2 separate regions of the Homo sapiens genome follow, and region 2 is linked to region 1. Evidence: chromatin contacts called from ENCODE Hi-C or POLR2A ChIA-PET data. All regions are on one chromosome and are shown on one strand. Each heading gives the region's core, a stretch centred on a gene start or an enhancer-like site at or near the end of the contact. The rest is flanking DNA. Distances are from core to core; before and after follow the strand shown. Region 1 overlaps DOCK11 (dedicator of cytokinesis 11). Region 2 holds the start of SEPTIN6 (septin 6).

Evidence for each region. A loop is a pair of places that touch in the nucleus more often than their neighbours do. ChIA-PET counts read pairs that join two places held with the same protein, here RNA polymerase II (POLR2A). Pooled maps may share reads with other maps.
Region 2: a loop to region 1 is called in a pooled map, with 4 times the contacts of the local background. The contact joins the promoter of SEPTIN6 here to the enhancer-like site in region 1. A Hi-C loop is called at or near these places in 1 of 37 single-sample maps with no recorded cell type and 8 of 50 pooled maps. POLR2A ChIA-PET finds 5 or more read pairs at or near these places in 1 of 52 experiments (OCI-LY7).

The regions. Positions count from the first base shown.
Region 1 is chrX:118,535,119-118,539,914 of GRCh38, reverse strand. The region is part of intron 1 of DOCK11 (dedicator of cytokinesis 11); the gene reads right to left. Among named protein-coding and RNA genes, the nearest start is that of DOCK11, 42 kb to the right of the region's middle. RefSeq lists enhancers at 2,936-2,985, 3,386-3,465, 3,696-3,745. Within about 2 kb of position 3,059, at least 8 of the 41 ENCODE cell types and tissues checked have a DNase peak (open chromatin) inside an H3K27ac peak, as active enhancers do; they include OCI-LY7, where a contact is called at or near this core.
Region 2 is chrX:119,690,547-119,696,002 of GRCh38, reverse strand. It overlaps SEPTIN6 (septin 6), which reads left to right and starts at 2,835. Exons shown (of 11, transcript NM_145799.4): 1 at 2,835-2,927. The coding sequence starts at 2,898. RefSeq lists silencers at 2,592-2,641, 3,152-3,281 and enhancers at 2,822-2,951, 3,772-3,821.

The DNA.
Region 1 (4,796 bases), core at 1,810-4,309:
CACACCCAGCTAATCTTTGTATTTTTAGTAGAGACAGGGTTTCACCATGTTGGCCAGGCTGGTCTCGAACTCCTGAGCTCAGGTGATCCCCCCGCCTTGACCTCCCAAAGTACTGGAATTACAGGCATGAGCCACCATGCCTGGCCCTCCTTCAGCTTTCTAATGTAGCTCCAAATTAATATGGAAAGAATATGTCAAAATGAATCACTTATTTTTTTAATTTATGGGGTACAAAGTGGTGTTATGATTTTTAATACAATGTAGAATGATGAAATTAAGCTAGTTATATCTATCACCTCAAATATTTAACATTTCTTGTGATGAGAACATGAGAAATTTATTCTTAGTGATAAGATGTACAGTACTCAATTATTAGGCATATTCAGCATGCTATACTATTGATCTCAAAAAAACCAAACTTATTCTTCCTGTTTAACTGAGACTTTGTATCCCACCATTGACTACCATCTCCCCCACTTTGCCCCCAGCCCCTGGTAACCACCATTCTACCCTGCTTCTATGAGTTTGATTGTTTTAGATTTCACATATAAGTGAGATCATGCAGTATTTGTCTTTCTTTGCCTGACATACTTCACTTAGCGTAATGTTCTCCAATTCCTGAATTACTCATTTATTTAAAAGTATATACCTTCTAAAAATGAAACACAGCTTACCACATGTTTTGAAGGACATATATTTATGTTATAGAAAACAAAGTTTCACTTTTCATTTAAAACTGATTAAACTAAGCATTCTGGGTCTTCACGCCTACTTTTTTTGTCAGGGGTAGCTCAATTGCGGAAAAGTTAGGGTGGCTACTCTGGGTCCCACAAAGCTTCCCCTAATAGAAGATTTAGGCCTGTGAATCAGGATTCATCTCTCCAAGAAGAAAGATGAGAAGGGACTGAACCCTGCATTTCCCTTCTAGTAGGATTCAGTTATAACTCTGCAGGCATCAGAGACAAAGAAAACCTTTTGACCTATAGAATTATCATGATTTAATGGTGGTTCTGCCCTGCAGTCTCCATCATATCCCTTATCTAACTTTCTCATTCAGCTTTCTCATTCTATTATTAGACTTATACATAAAAGCTTCCAATACACTCAAAGAGGGTCTTTCTTTCAGCTTTGTAATTTATCCTTTCTGCCAGTGTGCACTGATTGGCCTGCAAAGGTGCTTTTTCATAACTCCAAAAACCCGTTACAATAAATGGTACCTTAAACATTCAAATAATAGCAACTTCCATACAGTTCCGGAGCAGTGCTAAGTAAAAGGCGAAGGCATTTATGCAATCTGGAGAGAAGTGAGCATATGTTTCAGTCTTCTTCCCGTAAGTAGTGACAGGAAAACCGTCAACCTAAATTTGGAACCAACTCAGTTTTCACCATGGGGAAAACAAAACAAAACAAAATGATTTGTTCTTAAAAGTTTTCATTCACTGACTCCTAAGTTTTCTTGAATAACTTGCTAATAATATTAGTATTTTTTGTTAATTCATTTCAAGGTCACTTTGCAGTCTTAAGAAAACACTTTCATATGCATTCTGTTTGTTACCAAACGCTTTGTCAAGTAGACAAGGAAAATACCATCATTTCAACTTTATCCATCAGGAAACTGGCTCAGAGGCCTAAGTTCATCTGTCTACATTAGGAGCTGAACCAGGATTCAAACCCAGGTCTCCCAACTCCTAATCCTTGTTTCTATTAGTTTCCCGAACTTATTCACATATAATCCTCATATTTGCCACACCATCTGTATTATCATTTACTTCATATTTTTCTTCAAATCAAATATCTTCTTCATTGAAAACATTTATTGAAAAAGAAAGCTTCATATCATCCCATAAAGGAGAATAAATTGCATTTTTCTATCTCTAGTAAAATAAAAATGCCAATTTTGGTACCATGGTGTGGGATGCAGTACACTTTTCCGTTGCTTACTCAGGCCACTAAGGACCAAATCTCAATGAGCTTTCTATGTGCAAACTCTACAAATGGGAAGAAATGCACAGCTCCATAAATTGAGATAATTTTATTTCTAATATAAGTGGAAAGGACAGATAGCAAAAAAGGAAACTCGTCAGAATAGATTCAGTTGCAGTCCACTTCTTGGTCCAAAGAGAGGAAACAATGGATCCTCACTGAGGGTCACTAATAGCATCACCACTTAGACTTTACAATTTTGTGGTGGTTCCTGTACATTCGCAGTACAGGATGACTGATCTTTTATCATCGTAACTGTATGTGTATAAATATAAAACCATGCTTGTAATACTAAAATACATAAAAATGTACATGAATGTATATATTCAACCATCCAACCACTCATGTATCCAAAAGCACATTTGACTAGCAGGCATATTTATGTTATCATTAGAAATGTGTAAGACACAAGAATAATCACATAATATTTATCTGTAAGCAATGCAAAATGAGCCTGGGTTACTTCTGCTTAAATACCATACCAAAGGTCATTAGTTTACCGGTAAATCTTTTACTTTAGAAACTAGTTCTCCTTAAGAATTCTAAGAATGTCTCTTCTGCAAGTCTGAAGTGAACACTGGCATCATAGAATCTCTCCTTTATCACACTGGGAGGGATACCAGAAAGCAGGCAGAAAGCTGAGCAGTAGGGCACAGAGCCAATTCAAAAACATCCCTGCACCACCACGCCACCACTACCACCACCCCATCCTCCAAACTGAGTTTCAGCACAAGGAGGAACATGGCAACTACTGGTTTCAGAAAGAGAATGATTAGCCCAAAAGTGCTTTTTTGCAGTATTGCAGTCAGACTACAGCCTCAATGACATCTGAGCATTTTCTTATGAAAAATAACAACAGTCTTGGGATAGAAGTAGCACACTCAAAAAGAGGTGAGTCTCTCCTTCCCATCATTTCTCCACGACCTTCACTTAGGAATTTCTCCAGATCCCCTAGTCATTCGGCTCTCCTTTCCTCTCAGACATTTGTAAGCAGAGCCTAGAGTGCTTTCTCTAGAGAGCATCTTAAAATAACACTTTGCACTCAAAATGGCCACTGGGGGCATGCAATTTCCGGCAGCACAGAAAACAAAGTGAGTTCAGCATAAAGATGCATTTATTGAGTTCCTACTGAGGTTCTGGCCCTGTGCTAGCCCCTGGTAATGCAGAGGTGAATAAAAAAACAGACCTTGCCCTTGAGAAGTTCACAGTCTCGTGGGGAAGGTAGATAAACCCAAGATGTGAGAGCTGATCACAGACTATTGTAATTTCTGTGCATCTATCATGCCCTTTGATAGCCATATCTTCTTCCAAAAAAGGAACTGTACAAGTGTGTTTGCACACTAAAATGTGTGAGTCCCTCTATTCCCCATTAGATCAATCAGAAGAATTTCATCATATCGATTTATGTGGTCTCAGATCATTTCATCTTGCCTTCTAGTTTTATTCATAAACCCTGTAAGATCAGAGACTAGGTAACTGTCAAGAGTGGTGTGTGAATATGAGGAGAAGCAAAAGTTGCATTATGATTCACAGAAGTGAGAGATGCCACCACTGTAGATTAGAGACTTCTAGAGAGGAACCCTATACAGCATGTCAATAATGGAACCATAACTGTAAGGATTTTTTTTTTTTTGAGACAAGGTCTTACTCTGTCGCCCAGGATGGAGTGTAGTAGTTTGATCACAGCTCACTGCAGCCTCAACCTCCCTGGGCTCAGGCAATCCTCCCACCTCAGCCTCCCAAGTAGCTGGGACTACACATGTGTGCCACCACATCAGGCTAATTTTTGTATTTTTTATAGAGACGGGGTTTTGCCGTGTTGCCCAGGCTGGTCTCAAACTCCTGAGGTCAAGTGATCCACCCATCAAGCCTCCCAAAGTGCTGGCATGAGCCACTGTGTCCAGCCTGTAAGAAATTTCTTCATAAGGTTCAAATAAAGAGTATTTGACTTTGTTATGACCATGGCCTGTTTGTTCCAAATGTGACCATCTTTCAGCAGCTCATCTCTTTGTCTCTTCCCCAATAGGAACTCCAATTACTGAAGGAGCTTTGCATAACTACAATCTAATGGTGATGTGGTGGGGCGGGAGGGGCATCTTTTTAACTAGCAGAACCCAACTTGCCAAAATAGACATGAACATCTTTTCATAAAGATTATTTTCTGGGGAAAATCTTGGCATAAGAATCTAAATACAAACTGCATTCAGGACACTGACCTTTCTTAAAGTAAACGGCTAAGGGAAAAGTCATACTTTCCATGAGACCAGTGGGTCATGTTTATTACCAACCCACACTTAGCTCACCTGATTCTTATGATAGCATAGCCCTCCTCGCTCCCCAACAGCCCTTATTGTCTTTCCCATCTATTGTGGCATTTACTCATATATAACATTCCCTGGATACTTAACTGCTTTTTGGGTGGTTTACTTAGTCTCCTAGGCAGGATCAAAAACACCGGTTCGGTCAGCAAACAGTGCCTTGTACTTTCTGTTACCACTTACATTAAGCATTGCTGTATACTCGGTTAAGCGTTTTATATCTATGATCTCATCTAATTCTCCCCAAAATCCTGTGAGAGGTTATTTTATTATGCCCATTTTACAGATGAGGAAATTGAGGCTTAGGCAGGTCCAGTGTCACATATTTGTGGAGCTGGGATTCAAATCTTTATCTGATGGACTCCCAAGCCAGTGCTCTTAACCATGATCCACATAAACCTTTATGCGTTGAACTTAACAAAAGCAAATCATTTTCTCAGCTCCTACCACATTTTATTTCCTTGAATGAACTTTGCATTTTAGAATTTTCTAAAA
Region 2 (5,456 bases), core at 1,586-4,085, 1.2 Mb before region 1:
GCCCACTGCACTGAGTGAGATAAGGTATGTAAAGCTAGTGAGCTAACACCTCTCTCCATATTGACACACATACACTCACCATGCATTGAAATACACTGACACACCAACACATGCCAACACACACATTGACACACAGATATACAGACACACAGCTAGCACACACTGACAATACACACGAACACACCGACACATCTACTCACACATCAAGACCAACACACACACTGACCCACACCCCACCGAAGGAGGCTGGAGGCCCAGGCCCCAGGAGGGACTTGTAGCCGCAGGTGGGCAGGTATTGGAGGAACCAAAGGGTCCCAGGAGACTTGAATTAAGCACTTAGTTCAGGTCTTCGAGGTTCAGCGTTTTGGAGGAGGAGGACGCAGTGAGGTTCTGGTAGTCTCTAGGGACAGGAGGGCCGAATGGGGCATATGGATGAGACACCAAGGATTCCGTGCTCAGGTGCCCCCAGCGCTGGGCCGGTAAGTACGGAGCTTCAGTCCGCGAGGAGTGCTAAGGCGGGCGGGGCAGTGCGTGGGGGATTCTCCCGGGAGACCCGCAGCCCTCCAGTCCCCTCCCGTTCCGGCAGCAGCTTTCTGCTCTGGCTTCCAAATTCTCCCCTTTTGTCCCACCACCACCCAAACCCCAAGTCCAGATCGGGGCTAGTGACCTCGGGGCCTTTCAGTCCACCACGCCCTAGCCTTTGCCAGGGAAGAGCCCTGTCCCAGACACCCAGCCTGGAAGCCGCCAGTCACCTCTGACTCCCCGCCCCCATGCGGTTGGGGCCCAAGCCTCACCGTGGTTCCTCAGATATAGCACTGGTCCCCCGTGTCACTGCCAACCCAGTCCAGGGCTCAGGCCCTGCCCCAAAGCTCCAGAGAGTCTGAAAGACTCCAGCTGCCCCTCTTCCTTGCCACCGCCATCCGCCCTATGGCCTGCGCCTTCTGTCTCGCGGAGCTCCTCTGCGCTGATCCCTGATTTTGCCAGGCTCTTCTCTTTAGGCCGCTCCTGGGTCTCCAGCACAATGAAGGCGCACAGTGGCGCTCCCTGAATACTTGGCTCTTCATGACTGTCCTTACTGCTATTCCCTCACTGTGTCTCTTCTTTCTTCTCCCCGCCCCCCTCGCACGCATCCAAGTTCTCTGCCCTCAGCTTAATAGAGTGCCTCCTGACTGCGAGGCCCTGCACTCGGCCCTGGGATGCGTTTGCTGAGTCCTTGTTCTCCAGGCGCACAGGGTACATACATAAAGGGCTTCCCGAGAGAGTGTGAGAAGCTCCATCCAGCAGGTGGAACCAAGTGCCAGGCATGCTCTTCTTTGGCTACTCCATTTTCTTGTCTTCCCTGACTTCTCCGAGACCAGGGCCTCTGGATCGAGTCCCTTCTTCCTCTCTCTCCCTGGTTCCTTCTTTTCTTTTTCCCTCTCTCCTGCCTCCTCCTCAGCTGCTCCAGCCTTGGGCCTTTACGGGGTCATCTTCCATGCTCCATTGGGGCCCCCTCTTGGGCCCGGGTTTCCTCCATAGCCTTGTCATCCCCTCCCCCATCTGGGGTCCCTCTGGCGGGCCCAGGTCTCTCTCCCACACCAGGGAACCTGCCCTTTTGAGGAGTGGAATGTACTGTCCCTCCCGCTGGGGCCTCGGGCATGCCAAATCTGCCAGCGTGCTCCAGTGACAGGGAGCTAGCAAGAGGCCAGTCCCAAGAGAGAGGGGAGGGCGCCAAGGCCGGAGAAGTGGAGAGGTGCCCACGAGAGAGGACCCGCGGAGGTGGGCCACGGGGATAAGGAGGGCGGGCGGGCGCACCCCTGCCTTCGGAAGTTCTCTCCTCTGCGCCCTATTGGCCGCCTTGTCCCGGGCTGAATGAGGGTCAAGGAGAAATCAGGGGGCGGGACAGAGTGACTGGAGGCCGCTCCCCGTCACCCGCCCCTCCATTTCGCTCCATAGAGCTGAGAACCTTCATCTCCAGCCCTTCCTCTGGTACTAGAAGGGGTGGGTGGTCTTGCTGAGCGTCTAGGGCTGGGTCGGAGAGAGGAGGCGTGGGTTCCGTCTGTACTAGGTACCCAAAGGTGGTGAGCTTGGCTCCACGAAATTACAGCCCACAGCACCCAAGGCTTGGAAACCCCAGGGCAGAAGCAGCGTCTCAAGACCTCTAGCCTCGGACCCCACATGCCACAGCTCAGCTCAGTTGCCGGGCTGCAGTGCGGCTCCCCCCACGGGCCCCCTTTCTAAGCTCTACTGTGGAGCGGCAGGTGCCGCAGGCCTCCCCGGTACCTCGGCCGCAGCTGCGCTCCCGGGCCATGGAGGGAGGGAGACACGACAGTGGGGCATCGAGACTCCAGCGGCCAAGGCGCACCCATCTAAGCACCTTGGGATCTCGGTGGAAAGGAAGGGGGGTAACGGGGGCCGGGAGGAGAACTGCAGAGCTCGGCCGCTGAGCAGAGTATGGGAGGGGGGAGGGGCGGGGGCTCCCTTCCAGCCTTCGGGGTCTGGGGACTTAGGGATGTAAAGGAGAGCAGGGGGGTGTGACAATTCAGCAGAGGTCGGGACGTACCACGGAGCCAAGTGGCGGGGGGGGCAGAGGACGTGGTCACCGAGGGGAGCCCCCGCCCCCCTTCGTAGAAGCCTATGGCTGGGGTTGCAGGAAGAACTGGAACTGGTCTGGCCATAGGGGGAAGCGGCGCGTTAAATCCGCCCCCTCTCCATACCCTACTTTCAAGGGGTGGGCGGTAGAGGGGAGGTTGGGGTTGGAGCAGCGGCGAGGGGGCCCCTCCCTTGCACCTCCCCCCACCGGACTTGGTCGCGCCCGAAGTGTAACACTTTCTCTTTGTCGGAGGAGCTCCTCTGTTTCCTGTGCAGTAGCTCCCGTTGCGGCGGCACCCGTGGCAGCCCTGGCGGACGCAGGAGCGATGGCAGCGACCGATATAGCTCGCCAGGTGGTAAGTGCAGAGCTTGGGTGCCAGGGCCGGGGCCGAGGGCCTGGTGAGGGTCAAGGAGACCTGGCCGCCGCCGCCACATCGCGAGGAGGGCAGTGGGCAGCATCCAGGAGCCAAGGGCACGGTGGGACTTCTGCTCCCGGGGTCAGCAGCTCAGTCCCTCAGCCTGTCCCGGAAAACGGTGGTGGCGCGCGGGGGGCGGGGGGCGGCAGGGGGGCAGGCAAAACCTGCGGGCCGGCGGCTGAACTTGCATTGCCCAAGAGCCGCAGTGAGCGCCACCGCCTCCCTCGCTGCAGCTGCGGCCCCACGGCTGGGGCGTTGCCGAATGAATGGCCGTAGGAGCCGCCGAGCCCTCCGGGTCCCTGGCACCCTGGCCTTGCCGCGCCCCTGCGCACGGCTGCCCGTTGTGACCCGGGACCGCACAGGCAAAGAGGCGCGGGGCTGGGGTTAGCCTGGGGCAGAAGGCGGTGAGTGGCGAGGGGGGCGGGGAGGTGACTGGCTGGGATAGGGTTTCTCTATATGCATTACATATGTGACTGCGTCTGTGTGTGTATCGGTGTGCGCGTATGTGTGCACGCGCGCGCGCTCGTGTCTTCCCGGGCGGGCGGCGGCGGCGCCGGGGTTCTGTCTGTGACCCAAAGAAGTCCGCGTGTTTCTCTGAGTGTGCTCACCTCTGTGGTGTGTGTCCGAACGCCTCTCTGTCTGCTTGTGCTGTGTGCCTCTGGGTCTCATTTGTGCGTCAGTGTGGGGTGCAGTTGGCTGGCCTGTAGGTGGCTGGCTGCGTATTTTGGCATGTTTTGGAGCGGGCCTCTGAGGATCTGTCTCGGGTGCATGTTCAGTGTAACTGGGCTTGTGTGCCAAAACCTGTGGAGCTGGCTTCTTTCTATGGAGACTCAGGAAAATAAGTGTGAGACTCGCAAAAGCGGTGCCGTCTCTTTTTTTGTTGGCGACCGACTCTGGGAAAAAAAAAATCTTCATTTAAAGAACTGAAGTTTTCCAGCCTGGGATGTGCAGAGAAACCATGTTGAAGTGACCTGAGGCTCCATGTTTGTTTTTTAAACCAGAAGTTTGGTTGCAAAGGGCGATGAATTCCATTTGGGGGGGACACCCTAGCTATTCTATTCATCCATGGGTATCTGGGACTTTAATAAGCCCACCAGCACCCCGAGGTGAGGAAGGAGTGGGAGACAGAGGTAGGTCAAATCCCATGACACCACATACTACTTGACGAAAATCTCTGAACCACATAAAAATGTTTTTCAACCTTGTAGCTTACTTATTTAGGAAAATAGTTCATGCAATGCAACTACAGTACAAAAAAAAAGCCTCTAGGTATTTGGTGTAATTGAAATTGATTTTACAAAATCTGAAGCCAGAATCTGATAATATTTTCTCTACAGAATATGTATTAATGTCTCTTTTGTCCCTGTTTGGAAGGGCAGGATCATTTCTTCGGAACCTCCTCCACCCCCTGCACACCCTAGCACAGAGCACTTTATGCAGTCATGTTGTGGAAGGACCAGGAGTAGACAGGGGACATTCTCTGTGATGATGCAATTTGAGAGAATTTTCTTCCCCCAAGATTGGCACTCTCGTTGTTTATTGCTTTAGTGTTTTGAGGGCTCCCTCTTTTCTGCTGTGGCTTTTCTGCTCCTGGTTACCTGCATTTCAGAGATGGTATAGCTGAAGTAGAGGAATTAATCTCTGGGATTACACTAGCTCCATCCAAAAATGACGCTAATGATTTTTCATGTCAGCTAATGAATTTGCATCGACCTGTCCTCCATACTCTCACCAGTTTCTCTTGCCTGGATTAGGATTGCAGGGCAGATGTTGCAATGGGGAACATTCCAGAAGGTTGTGTGTGTTTCACCTCAGGCACAACTCAGGCAACCTAGAGATGCCCTTTGTTCTGCAGATGGGGGTGAGGGGGTGCTTTAGGGCCACTTGGTTTGCTTTGCATGGCTCCAGTTTGCTCTGGCTGGCCTTGCCATACTGTATGATGAAGAACATAATTGTACGCCAGATTCTGAAGCTGAAAGAGCAGCCTAAGCACTCGAGACCTTGTTATCGTGATAAATGGGTTTCTGGGAAAACTGACGTCACTCTCCATGCCCCCCTCCCCCAGCCAGTGAAGCTCCTGTTTATGTGTCATTTGTCTCTCTGTTCTCCTTTGTGTCTGCAATAAGTTGTAATTCACCAGGGAAGACGGAGTTAACTCAGGAGACCTTGGACATCTGGTTGCTGCTTGTTTCCTCCAAGGAACATGTATTCAGGGTTTGGGAACAGAAGACTAGAGAATAAACCTAAGTGTGGCTAGCTTAGGAATTCTTTTTTTTTTTTTTTTTTTTTTTTGAGACGGAGTCTTGCTCTGTTGCCCAGGCTGGAGTGCAAGTGGCATGATCTCGGCTCACTGCAACCTCAGCCTCCCAGGTTCAAGCGATTCTCCTGCCTCAGCCTCCCGAGTAGCTGGGATTACAGGCACCCGCCACCACACCTGGCTAGTTTTGATATTTTTAGTAGAGGGGGGTT